2 separate regions of the Homo sapiens genome follow, and region 2 is linked to region 1. The links are chromatin loops, found by intact Hi-C in ENCODE. Cell type or tissue: A673. All regions are shown on one strand. Links, peaks and the distances in the headings refer to the core of each region. The heading gives the core; the rest is flanking DNA. Region 1 overlaps NBDY (negative regulator of P-body association). Region 2 overlaps FAAH2 (fatty acid amide hydrolase 2).

Region 1 (5,376 bases), core at 232-5,231:
AAAGAACCCATCAACAAGAAGCTTCTTGGTGTTGTGTCCTTTCACCGGGACATCACAGGTTTCTCTTTGCCTCTTGTTGTGTATGCCACCATGCAGTGAGGCACCCCTGAACTAGGTCCTTCAGGACAGCTGCTGTGGCGTGAAGCTGCCACTTCTTGTTCTTATTGTCTTTCTGGTTCTTCTTCCTCTTCCTCCTCCTCCTCTTTTTTCTTTTTCTTTTTCTTCTACTCCTTCTCCTTCTCCTTCTCATTTTTCTCTTCTTTCTTCTCTTTTTCCTTTCACTTTTGGCTCTTGGCGGGTCAAGCATTATACTGAGACTGCTTCTTCCTCTGCTCCTGGTGATGCAGGATGCCCCTTTGCAGAACAAAAGTGAGAAAGGCCTCATTTGTTCTTAAAGGAGCAGATATGAAGGTCACCAGTTCAGTCCCTCTGGTGTTCCACAAAGGCGCCAATGTGTTACTTTTCATGAAATGTCACCATGAACCCACCCCTTAACCTGTTCCTCATGGCTCACCATTCTTTCCCATTCTCTTTGTGGATGCTCTAAATGTGTAATCCTGAGCCAGCAGGAGCCTTGGCAAGTTGTCCCCCTTTGTCTTTTCTTTCAATCCAGCCATGTGAACACAACGATCCAGATTTCAGTGTGTATAGGCAGGCTGTCTCTCCCACGTGCCCATTTGCCCACTCTCACTCACACAGGCAGGCACCCAGAGACCACAGACACAGACACAACCACATGGACTCACAGGGAAACCCCGACAACCACAAATATAATCACAAACACACATGCACAGGGAGATACACACACAGACACAAAGACATACACTAACACATGCACACTCACAAACTCATAGACACACACACACACACACACACACACACACACACACACAAATCCTCACACAGGCCCAGGGGTGCGGGCTCAAGCATTCACCCACACAGACGCACACACACATGTGTCGCCATAGCCACCAGACTGCCCACGAACTCTCCCATAAAGGCTCTCAGTCGGCCACAGGCAATGGGCTATGGGTGAGGATTCCTGGCTCCAGGCCTGGGTCATTATGCTGTTGATTGGGCACCTAAGGCCTTCTCCTGAGAATGAATGCGGGAAGTCTGTTATCAGATAAGCCCCAGCAGCCAGTGTGAAACTGGAGCCTCCTGGGTCAACCTGCTTAAAAAGGGACCACACCTTGGGTAGAGGCAGACAGTCCCCTTGGGACCCTTGGCCCTCTGTGATGCCATGGGAATCTGTGTTGCGTGGTGGCCTTCCCCAGTTCCCCTAAGCCACCCTCATGTCACCCCTCCCCCCCACCCCATGTGAAAGCCAGGACAGCCTGCACAGAGTCAGACTTCAGTCAGTTGCTGAGTATCCCCTCTGAGGGAGATTCCTGCCACACGCCCTGTGACTGCCTGTTGAGCTGTTCGCTCATTTTGGTGACCTCCATGTGCCAGCCCAAGGTGGTAAACTCTATCTGGAGCTCCAGGCTTTGGGAGAACCACCAGTCCTGCAGCAAAACCTTGGGTAATTCAGCTGGGTGACCAGCACCTTGTCCTGGGGCGGCAGCCCCATGATCCCAGTCTTCCTGTGGTTTCCCAGTGGCCATGATTATGTATCATTTGTCTTCTATTTTTCTGCATGAGCATGAGCCATGAAACCTGGAGAGGGCCAAAGGAAAAGCAAAGGCTGGCGGCATAAAGAGGATTTCCGCAGTGTCTCCTGCCTACTGGTCCTAGGTCGTAGGGTCCCTTAAGTTTGGTGGTCAACCTGAGACCAGGTGGCTGGCTCCTTTTTATCCTCCCTGTCTTTTTTTTGTTTCTCTTTCCCTTTTCTTTTTTTCACATTGGAAAGGGTGGAGGCCGTCGGATTGGAGGGGCAGGGTTAAGCTTGTAGTTGGCCTTTGTAGAGCCATAGTGCCATCGAGCGGAATCTGTTTCTGGAAACTGGAGGCAGCTGGGCATGAGTGCTGGAGAAATCCCAGGAGCACGAAAGAGATGGTGGCGGTGTGGGGCCCCCAGGCTGAAGCTGGACGAGAGAGGAACTCCTGGCTGGCCCTTTGCCCTTGCTCATTACCAGGATGGCACCCGGGCTCCACAGCCCTCTCCGAAAAAAGGGCAGGAAGGGGCGGCCCTCCATGGGTTCCCCTGGCCATCTCCAGGAATTGCCGGGCAGGAGTCGTCCCGCCCACAGCACCCCACAGCTCCTTGGTTCACTGGGAGGATAGGGGACCTCTGGCCCCAGCGTGATTCCAGGCAAGGGCACCCCAGAACTCCCCACAAAAGAGACCAGTGTAAACGACCCCAGTCTCGGCCGTCAGTAGTCAGTGGCTTCCCTTAAGCCCACCTCAAGATGGCTGCCAGGGCACCTCCGCACTCTGGACTGACTGGTCTTGGGGCTGCCTGGCTGCTCTGTCCCTGGGCCTCTAGATTAGCTGCTTCTCCGTGGGGTCCAAATGGCAGGCACACTTCCTTCAAAGGTTTAAAACCGCGATGGGGGAAACTCTGGCTTAGTCAGAGTCCACCCAGCCCGACATATTCTCGCTGAAGTCTGTGCCTGTCAGAAGGCAAGTATCCCTGCAGCCGGTCGTGTTCAGAAACAACTGCCGCTGGATGGCAGTGTGGCTCCAGAAATGGCAGTCACTTATTTCCCTTGCTTTTCTCTTTCTCCTTTTGCTTCCAACAAAACAAAACAAAACAAAAAGAAAAGAAAGAAAGAAAGAAACCGGCCAAGGAGCGCTCACCTCATCTACAGCAGGACTCCCCACCTACATGGTCTCTTTGGGGAAACCTGCAACATGCGAAAGGCTCTCTGCCTCCCTCCTTCCCTCTGGATTCCTCTCTGGGCAGGGGTCCCAGTGAGCCAGAGGAGCCTATCCTCAAGAAATCCCACCCTTGGGGCTGTGGCATGGTGGGGATAGGTCGCACTGGGGGCAATGTGAAGGGGTATGGGGGAGGGGTGTGTGAGTGCATGGGCCTGCTTGTAGGCCACTGCTGATTACTTCTCTGAATTTGCACAAGCCTCCTAAGGAGACCAGGCTGCCTGCTTGTGAGCACTACGCTTGTAAATAGGGAACACACTGTTTCTTGGGGAAGGGACAAAAGCTTGGATCAAAAGCACCCAGGTCCAACAGGCATCCATAGATTGTTGACCCTTCTAGCAGAAGAAGGTCGGGCCAGGTGTCTGTCAGGATGAGACTCGACAGATTGGACACCTGTCCCAGGCCTTCAGCTACTTTTCTCACTGGAGCCCAGGCACTCATCCATGCCCAAGAGTAGGAGGGGTATTCTGGGTGGCTTCCACAGGCGGCTCTCCTAGAGAAAGCCACTTGGCATAGCTGATGGAGCATGTGTGCTCACTGAATGTGATGGCTCACCAGTTAATTCCCCGGGCATCTTAGTCATTCTGCCAAATACATGGGTAGCCAGGCCCCAGCCATGCTCACTTTCGCCTGGGCCTCCTCTGTGTTCCTGTGCTGGGCATGGAAGTGAAGGTTGAGGCTGGCGTGTCTTTGCAGATGGTGAGGTGGCTGTTCCTTGGTTTGATACCGAGCACTCTGGGCTCCTCAAGCTGAATTCTATTGCTTGTCAGATTATTCAGCCTGGAAAATGGATGAGACAGTGGAGGACAAATTGTGCCACCCCTTTTGGGTCTCCAGGCAGAAATGGGAAAGCCATGCATGGGTCCTTCATACAGAACACTTGTTGAGATGCAAAGCTGTGGCCTCATTGCTCTAAAGGTTGCATGTCTTACCCATGCCTCTCAGTGACTGGAGAGCAGCATGGAACACAACCATCTCAGAATATTGCAAATGTTTTCTTTCTTCGCTTGTTACAAGTCTTCCTGGATGTGTAGGCTGCACTGGGAACGTGCAGAGCTTTAGAGGAGAGAAAATTCACCCTACAGGTTATGATTCCCACACTCAGAGGGGTATGACCTACTCTCACGAACGTCAGTTTCATGCATGGGCTTGCACTCTCAGGGCATTCCAGGAAGAAGGGCAACAGTACCATGGAACAGGAATCACTCCCTTTCTGTCACTTGTCAACAAATGTGGATCCTTTTCTCATGTGTAGTAATCACCATGGGGGCACCTCCAGTGCCTGCATAAGGAAAATGCAAGAAGAAAGGAATGCAGGAAGATCTGGACAGAGTTCTTCGGGGTGGCATTGGGAGTCTGAATGTCAGAGGTCCTCATTTTTAACATTTAACTCCCATCACATCTCACCTTTTTCCTGTCTTTATCTGTGCTTCCATACATCCTCAGGCACATACATGTATCCTCACCCATAGTCACTCAAAAGTGTAGGCCCAGGCACCTCCCGTAAAACCTGGATCCCATTGTCTAGACAACTCTAACTGGGCAGGGTTCCTCAGCTTCCAGGTTCTCTTTTGTTCATCTTTCTTGTCCCTATCTGTGTGGCTTTCCAATATTTGCTGGCAGAGGATGCAGGATGGGGTGGTGGTGGGGGCAGTGGGGACCAGGGCAGCCTCCAGGCTTGCCAGGCCTCTGTGCCAATGTGGTGCAGACCTGGGACTAAGGGGCTGACTCTCTTGGCTGATGGCTCTTCCTCCTCTGTGAGGCCACAGGAGGCCACTTGGGCTACTACCTGTCTACTTGGTACACTCTGCATTCCAATTCACTCTCATCCTCATTGCTCACTCTAATTCTTTGTGTACTTTTGGAGTTTTTCTCCCTTCACTTTTTTTTTATTATACTTAAAGTTCTGGGGTACATGTGCAGAACACGCAGGTTTGTTACATAGATATAGACGTGCCATGGTGGTTTGCTGAACCCATCAACTCGTCACCTACATTAGGTATTTCTCTTAATGCTATCCCTCCCCTAGCTCCCCACCCCATGACAGGCCCCGGTGTGTGATGTTCCCCTCCCTGTGTCCATGTGTTCTCATTGTTCAACTCCCACTTATGAGTGAGAACATGTGGTGTTTGGTTTTCTGTTCTTCTGTTAGTTTGCTGAGAATGATGGTATCCAGCTTCATCCATGTCTCTGCAAAGGACATGAACTCATCCATTTTATGGCTGCATAGTATTCCATGATGTATATGGGCCACATTTTCTTTATCCATCTTATCATTGATGGGCATTTGGGTTGGTTCCAAGTCTTTGCTTTTGTGAACAGTCCCGCAGTAAACATATGTGTGCATGTCTCTTTAGAGTAGAATGATTTATAATCCTTTGGGTATGTACCCAGTAATAAGATTGATGAGTCAAATGGTATTTTTAGTTCTAGATGCTTGAAGAATTGCCACACTGTCTTCCAGAGTGGTTGAACTAATTGACACTCCCACCAACAGTGTAAAAGCATTCTTATTTCTCCACATCCTCTTCAGCATCTGTTATTTTCTGACTTTTTA
Region 2 (5,376 bases), core at 95-5,094, 650 kb after region 1:
AAGTGATAAGGATTCAAACCCAGGTCTGTCTGACTCCAAATCCTATTGCTTCTAATTAACTCTCTTCCCTTGTTCTTCTGCCTCACTTAGTGCTCAGTGAAGCAAAGTACCTTCTCCTACTTTGCTCCATTGACACTCTACAATGAGAATAAATTTATTAAGCATGTATTGTGAACTATACTGTATGCACTGGTGTTAGATGAATCAGATACATTCCATGCTCTCAGGGAGCTCCTAGCTTAGTACAAGAGACAAACAAATGTTAACAGAGAATTTCAGTAGAAGAAAACAAAGGAAGGCTTTCTGGAATAGGTGACCCCTGATCTGGGTCCTGAAGGAGAACTAGAAATTAATCAGAGGAAGGATGTTGAGTAAGTATTACAATGGTCCACGCAGTACGAACCCCATGAGCAATAGAACAGAAAAACACACAGGAACACTGTGGACAGAGGGTATAAACACTACACTAACTGGAGAGAGTAAGTTTTTAATAGAGGAGTGAGAGGAGGAGCATGAGTTTGAAAAGGTAAGCATGTCATGGAGAACATTCACAGCCATGCTAAAAACTGCAAAAAAAATTTATTTGTCTTGGCACCCTGCCCCATCCTGCTTTCTTTGCATAATGTCACTGGAATAACACAGTAATGAAAGAGAATAATCTAGCCTGCAGATTCTTTGAATATTTGATTAGCCTATGCTATTTCCTGATAACATGCAATCAACAATGTTTCATATCATTGTATCTCAAAGAAGTTATTTACAGTTTTCTTCCACTTTAGTCCTACCACGATTATCAACATAACACCTATATGTCATAATAATTGGGAGAGGTGATTACCAGGACAGATGGAAGGAAACAGCTTACAAAAGTGGCCTTTCACTGGCTTTCTCCCCTCTCCCCACTTTAGGTGTCTGTACTCAAAGATCTCTTGGACCATTTATATCCTGAGATGAACAGCATTGGCCATACAGCATTTTAAAGATCTCATCTGAGAAACCCATTGATATTGGTGCCAGGAATGCTAAGCAGATCTTTTGTGACCTCTTCAGCATCCAGCATTAGAGTGAAACTCAAGATTTATATGTCAGGTTTGGCAAAATCATAACATGCCACTCTCAAGAGTCCCTCTTGTACCCATGCCAGTCATTAACAATTGATCACAGCATTCTTTTTCTCTGAGAACAAACTTGACTTTGTGATATTTAAACAGAGTGGGCTTGGTCACCTCCCCAATTGATAAGCTAGACACACAAAATGAAATGTTCATGTAGTCTAAGCAAAGATTCTACTTAACAAAATAATCTGCTATATTGTTAGCTCTTCAAAGGCTGTGGTCTGTTTCTATCTTGTTCACCTATGTAATCCGCATTGACTAGGACATTGCATTGTTGCACAAAATGCATAATTATTTTTTGTTAAACTAACAAATACATAATTAAAAATATAAATAAGAATGAACATCCCAGAATAACAGAGTAAGAAGCTCAGCAAATTCTCTCTCAAGCAAACCAGCAATAAAACTGGAAAAATTACTGGAAACAACCATTTCAAGTGTGAAAAATGATCAAATGGCATAAAGCAAATTCAGGAGCATTTATTCAAGAAAAATTAGTGATTCCTAATAAGAAAAGTTGGAGTCTATGATATTTAAGCTGGGATCTGTTTTCCCCTCCGCTTCTCAGATACAGCTTTGAGGTACAAAACTTTCACACTGGGTAGGGCAAGGCAGACCTTAAAGACTGACAACTCCCATTCTTTCCAGACCCATGTTACACAGCATCTGTTGTGGGCAAGTAGAGAATACTGCTACATCCAACAGCTTCCATTACCTGTGGCACCTTATTGTGGAAGTTCTAAACAAGGTCATGGCTGGTCATAAGAACTTGCAGCTCTTCAACCCTGCCCAAGAGAGGCTGATTTTACATGAAGCAGAATATGGAAGATCTTAGATACAAAAAATTCCCTGAAAGCTAAAATTTCAGTGATACTAACAAAATTCACAGCAACGTACCCCAGAGGTAGAGAAAAATCAGAATCAAGAGTTGATAAAATATATTAACTAAAGCATCTAGTTTTCAACAAAAATTTATGAGGCATACAAGTAAAAAAGGAAAATGAGACCCACAAACAACAATGCCCACCTCTGCCACTTGTAGCCAGCAGGCCATGCCTGCTAGAGCTTCCAGCCCAGCAGTTCCTCTTCTTTCTGAACTCTGCCAGTGGACACAGCCTCCTGTTATCCAGGGAAACAGAAAAACTGCAGGATAGGTGATTCCACAACCCCCACCACCACTCATAGCCAGGCAGCTAGAACTTCCAGCCCAGCAGTCCCACTTCTGTCTGAACTCTGATGGCAGGAACAGCCTCTAGAATATAACCCAACAGCAGGTCAGGCAACTGCACCCAAACCCGCCACTCATAGCCAGGAAATCCATGTCTGATAGAGCTTCCAGCCCAGCATTCCCACATCTGCCTGAACTCTGTGTGTGGCCACAACTTCTTGAACCCCCGGAAAGCACCTAGACAGGGGATTAAGTGACCCCACCCCATCCCACAGCTCTTAGATGATCAGGACTTGGTGGTGGCCAAGCAAGGGTGAGCCCTCGTTCTCAGATCACTGAGAGAAGTGGAGATACCCAGGTTCATGGGCTGGCAGAGGATTGGGGTGTGCCTTGTTCCACAGGGCCAGCCTGGCAAGGATATGACCTGTCTACTAAATGTGGTCCCTGCCTGAGGGAGCCCATGGACCAGAACACCTAACAAAAGAAGTGAGGGCATGGAACCAGTGATCGAAGGGGGCTCCTCCAAAGCCCAGGAGCCATCTAGGTGAGCGAGTCACCTCTCTCCCCCACACCACAGAGGACTACTGTCATCTTGGCCAGAACACCGAAGAGCCCTGAAAGAGAGTAGGAAGAGCCTATCTGCCTGCTAGCACTCTTAAGCGCCACCTGCTGGATCTCAGGTCAAAATGCAAACCTAAAATATTTTGCAAGTATGTATCACCTGTGAAAACTAAGGAAAAGATCCAGCCAGAAATAAACATTCTGTACAAAGTCATGACCCTTTGAAATATACCCAGAAACAAAGCCAGCTGACTATCCTCAACTTATCTCACGGGTGAAGAAACATCAACCCTTACACATGAGAAAGAATGAATCCAAGAACTGGCAACTCAAAAAGCCAGTGTTTGCCCTTACCTATAAACGTACACATTAGCCTCCCAGAAATGGTTCTTAACCAGAGTGAGCTGACTGTGGACATAGAATTCAGAAGCTGGATGACAAGGAAGCTCAGTGAGAATGAGGAGAAAGTTGAAACATAATCCAAGGAATCCAATAAAACAATTCAGTAGCTGAAAGATAAAATATCCATTTTAAGAAAGAACCAAATTAAATTTTTGGAACTGAAAAATTTACTTCCAGATCTCCACAATAGAATCTGAAGCATCAGCAGCAGAAAAATTAAGATGAAGAAAGAATCTCTGAGCTGGAAGACCAGCTTATACAATCAACTCAGTCAGACAAAAATAAAGAAAAAAGAATTTTTGAAAATGAAAAAATCCTTTGAGAAATATGGGATTATGTAAAGATACCAAATGTATGACTCATGGTGTTTTCAAAAGAAAAGGAGAGAGAGTAACTTGTAAAACATATTTGAGGATATAGTCCATGAAAATTTCCCCAAACGTCCCAGGGAGGAGGACATACAAATTCAATAAATACACAAACCCCCTGTAGATACTACACAAGATGACAAACCGGAAGGTACATAGTCATCAGATTCACCAAGATCAACTCAAAAGAAAAACTCTTAAAAGTAGCTAAAGAGAAAAATCAGGTTACCTACAAAGTAAACCCCACCAGACTCTCTGTAAGAACTCTCTGTAAGAAACCTACAAGTGAGAAGAGATTGGGGGCCTATTTTCAATATTGTTACAGTGAAGAATTTTCAACCAAGAATATCATATTCCATGAAACTAAACTTCATAAGCAAACGAGAAATAAAATTCTTCCCAGACAAGCAAGTACTAAAGGAATTTATTATTACCAGACCACCCTTACCCGAGTTCTTTAAGAGAGTGCTAAATATGAAAATAAAGGACCAAAACTTGCTACCTCAAAAATCCACTCAAGCACATGGCCCATAAACAATATAAAGCAGCTATGCAGTCAAGTCTAAAAAACAGTCAACAACATGATGACAGGATCAAAATCTCATAAATTAATACTAACCCTGAATGTAAAGGGTCTAAAAGTACCACTTAAAATGCATAGAGTGGCAAGCTAGATAAAAAGATAAAACCCAACAATCTACTGTCTTCAAGAGACCCATTTCAACTGCAATGACACCCACAAGTTCAAAGTAAAAGGATGGAGAAAGATCTATCAAGCAAATAGAAAACAACAACAACAAAAGATCAGGAGTCATTATTCTTACATTAGATTAACAAATTTTAAACCAGCAACGGTCATAAAAGACAAAGAAGGGTAATACTTAATAATAAAGAGTTCAATTCAACAGGAAGTCTTAACTATCCTAAACATATACACACCCAATGTAGAAGTACCTGGATTCATAAAGGAAGTTCTTCCTAACCAATGGAAAGATTTAGACAGCCACAAATAATAACGGGGGATTTTAACATCCCACTCACTGAGTTAGACAGATCACTGAGGCAGAAAACTAACAAAGAAATTCTGGATTGAAACTTGACATTTGATCAATTGGACCCAATCAACCTCTACAGAGTACTCCACACAACAACCACAGAATATATATTTTTCTCATCCATACACAGAACATATTCTAAGGTCCACCACATCCTTGGACATAAAGCAAATCACAATAAATTCAAAGAAATCAAAACCATACCAAGCAAACTCTCAGACCATAGTGCAATAAAAGCAGAAATCAATACCAAGATCTCTCAAAACTACCAGAAAATGGAAATTAAACAACTTTCTCCTGAATAACTCTTGGGCAAAAAACAAAATTAAGACAGTAATTAAAAATTACTTTGAAATTAATGAAATAGGAGACACAGCTTACCAAATCTTTGAGATGCAGTTAAAGCAGTGGTAAGAGACAAATTTGTAGTGCTAAACACCTTCATCAAGAGGTTAGAAAGATGTCAAATTAACAACCTAAAGACAGTCAGATAAACAAGAAAAAAGAACATCCAACTCCGAATAAAGTAGAAGAAAATAAACAACTAAATCAGAGAACTGAGCTGAATTCAGACCTAAAAGACCATACAAAACATCAATGAAAACAAGTGTTGCTCCTTCAAAAGAATAAACAAGATTGATATACCATTAGCTAAACTAACAAGGAATAATAAAAAATAAAGATCCAAATGAGCACAATGAGAAATG

Evidence for each region. A loop is a pair of places that touch in the nucleus more often than their neighbours do. Peaks named below come from ENCODE experiments on the same cell type or tissue, not always from the same donor. Only the 100,000 strongest peaks of a DNase experiment are listed, where the experiment ranks them.
Region 2: a loop joins it to region 1, with 3 times the contacts of the local background. A loop is called at or near these places in 11 of 110 quality-filtered maps.

Annotation. Positions count from the first base shown.
Region 1 is chrX:56,801,124-56,806,499 of GRCh38, forward strand. The region is part of intron 2 of NBDY (negative regulator of P-body association); the gene reads left to right. Among named protein-coding and RNA genes, the nearest start is that of NBDY, 75 kb to the left of the region's middle. RefSeq lists an enhancer at 2,320-2,459. In A673, for the core only: a CTCF peak has its summit at 2,593 (motif pointing right); a DNase peak (open chromatin) is centred at 2,598; H3K4me3 peaks cover 627 bases; H3K27ac peaks cover 916 bases.
Region 2 is chrX:57,451,223-57,456,598 of GRCh38, forward strand. The region is part of intron 10 of FAAH2 (fatty acid amide hydrolase 2); the gene reads left to right. Among named protein-coding and RNA genes, the nearest start is that of ZXDB, 140 kb to the right of the region's middle. RefSeq lists a silencer at 294-588 and an enhancer at 2,896-3,035. In A673, for the core only: CTCF peaks have their summits at 2,956 (motif pointing left) and 3,159; no DNase peak of the experiment used is centred there.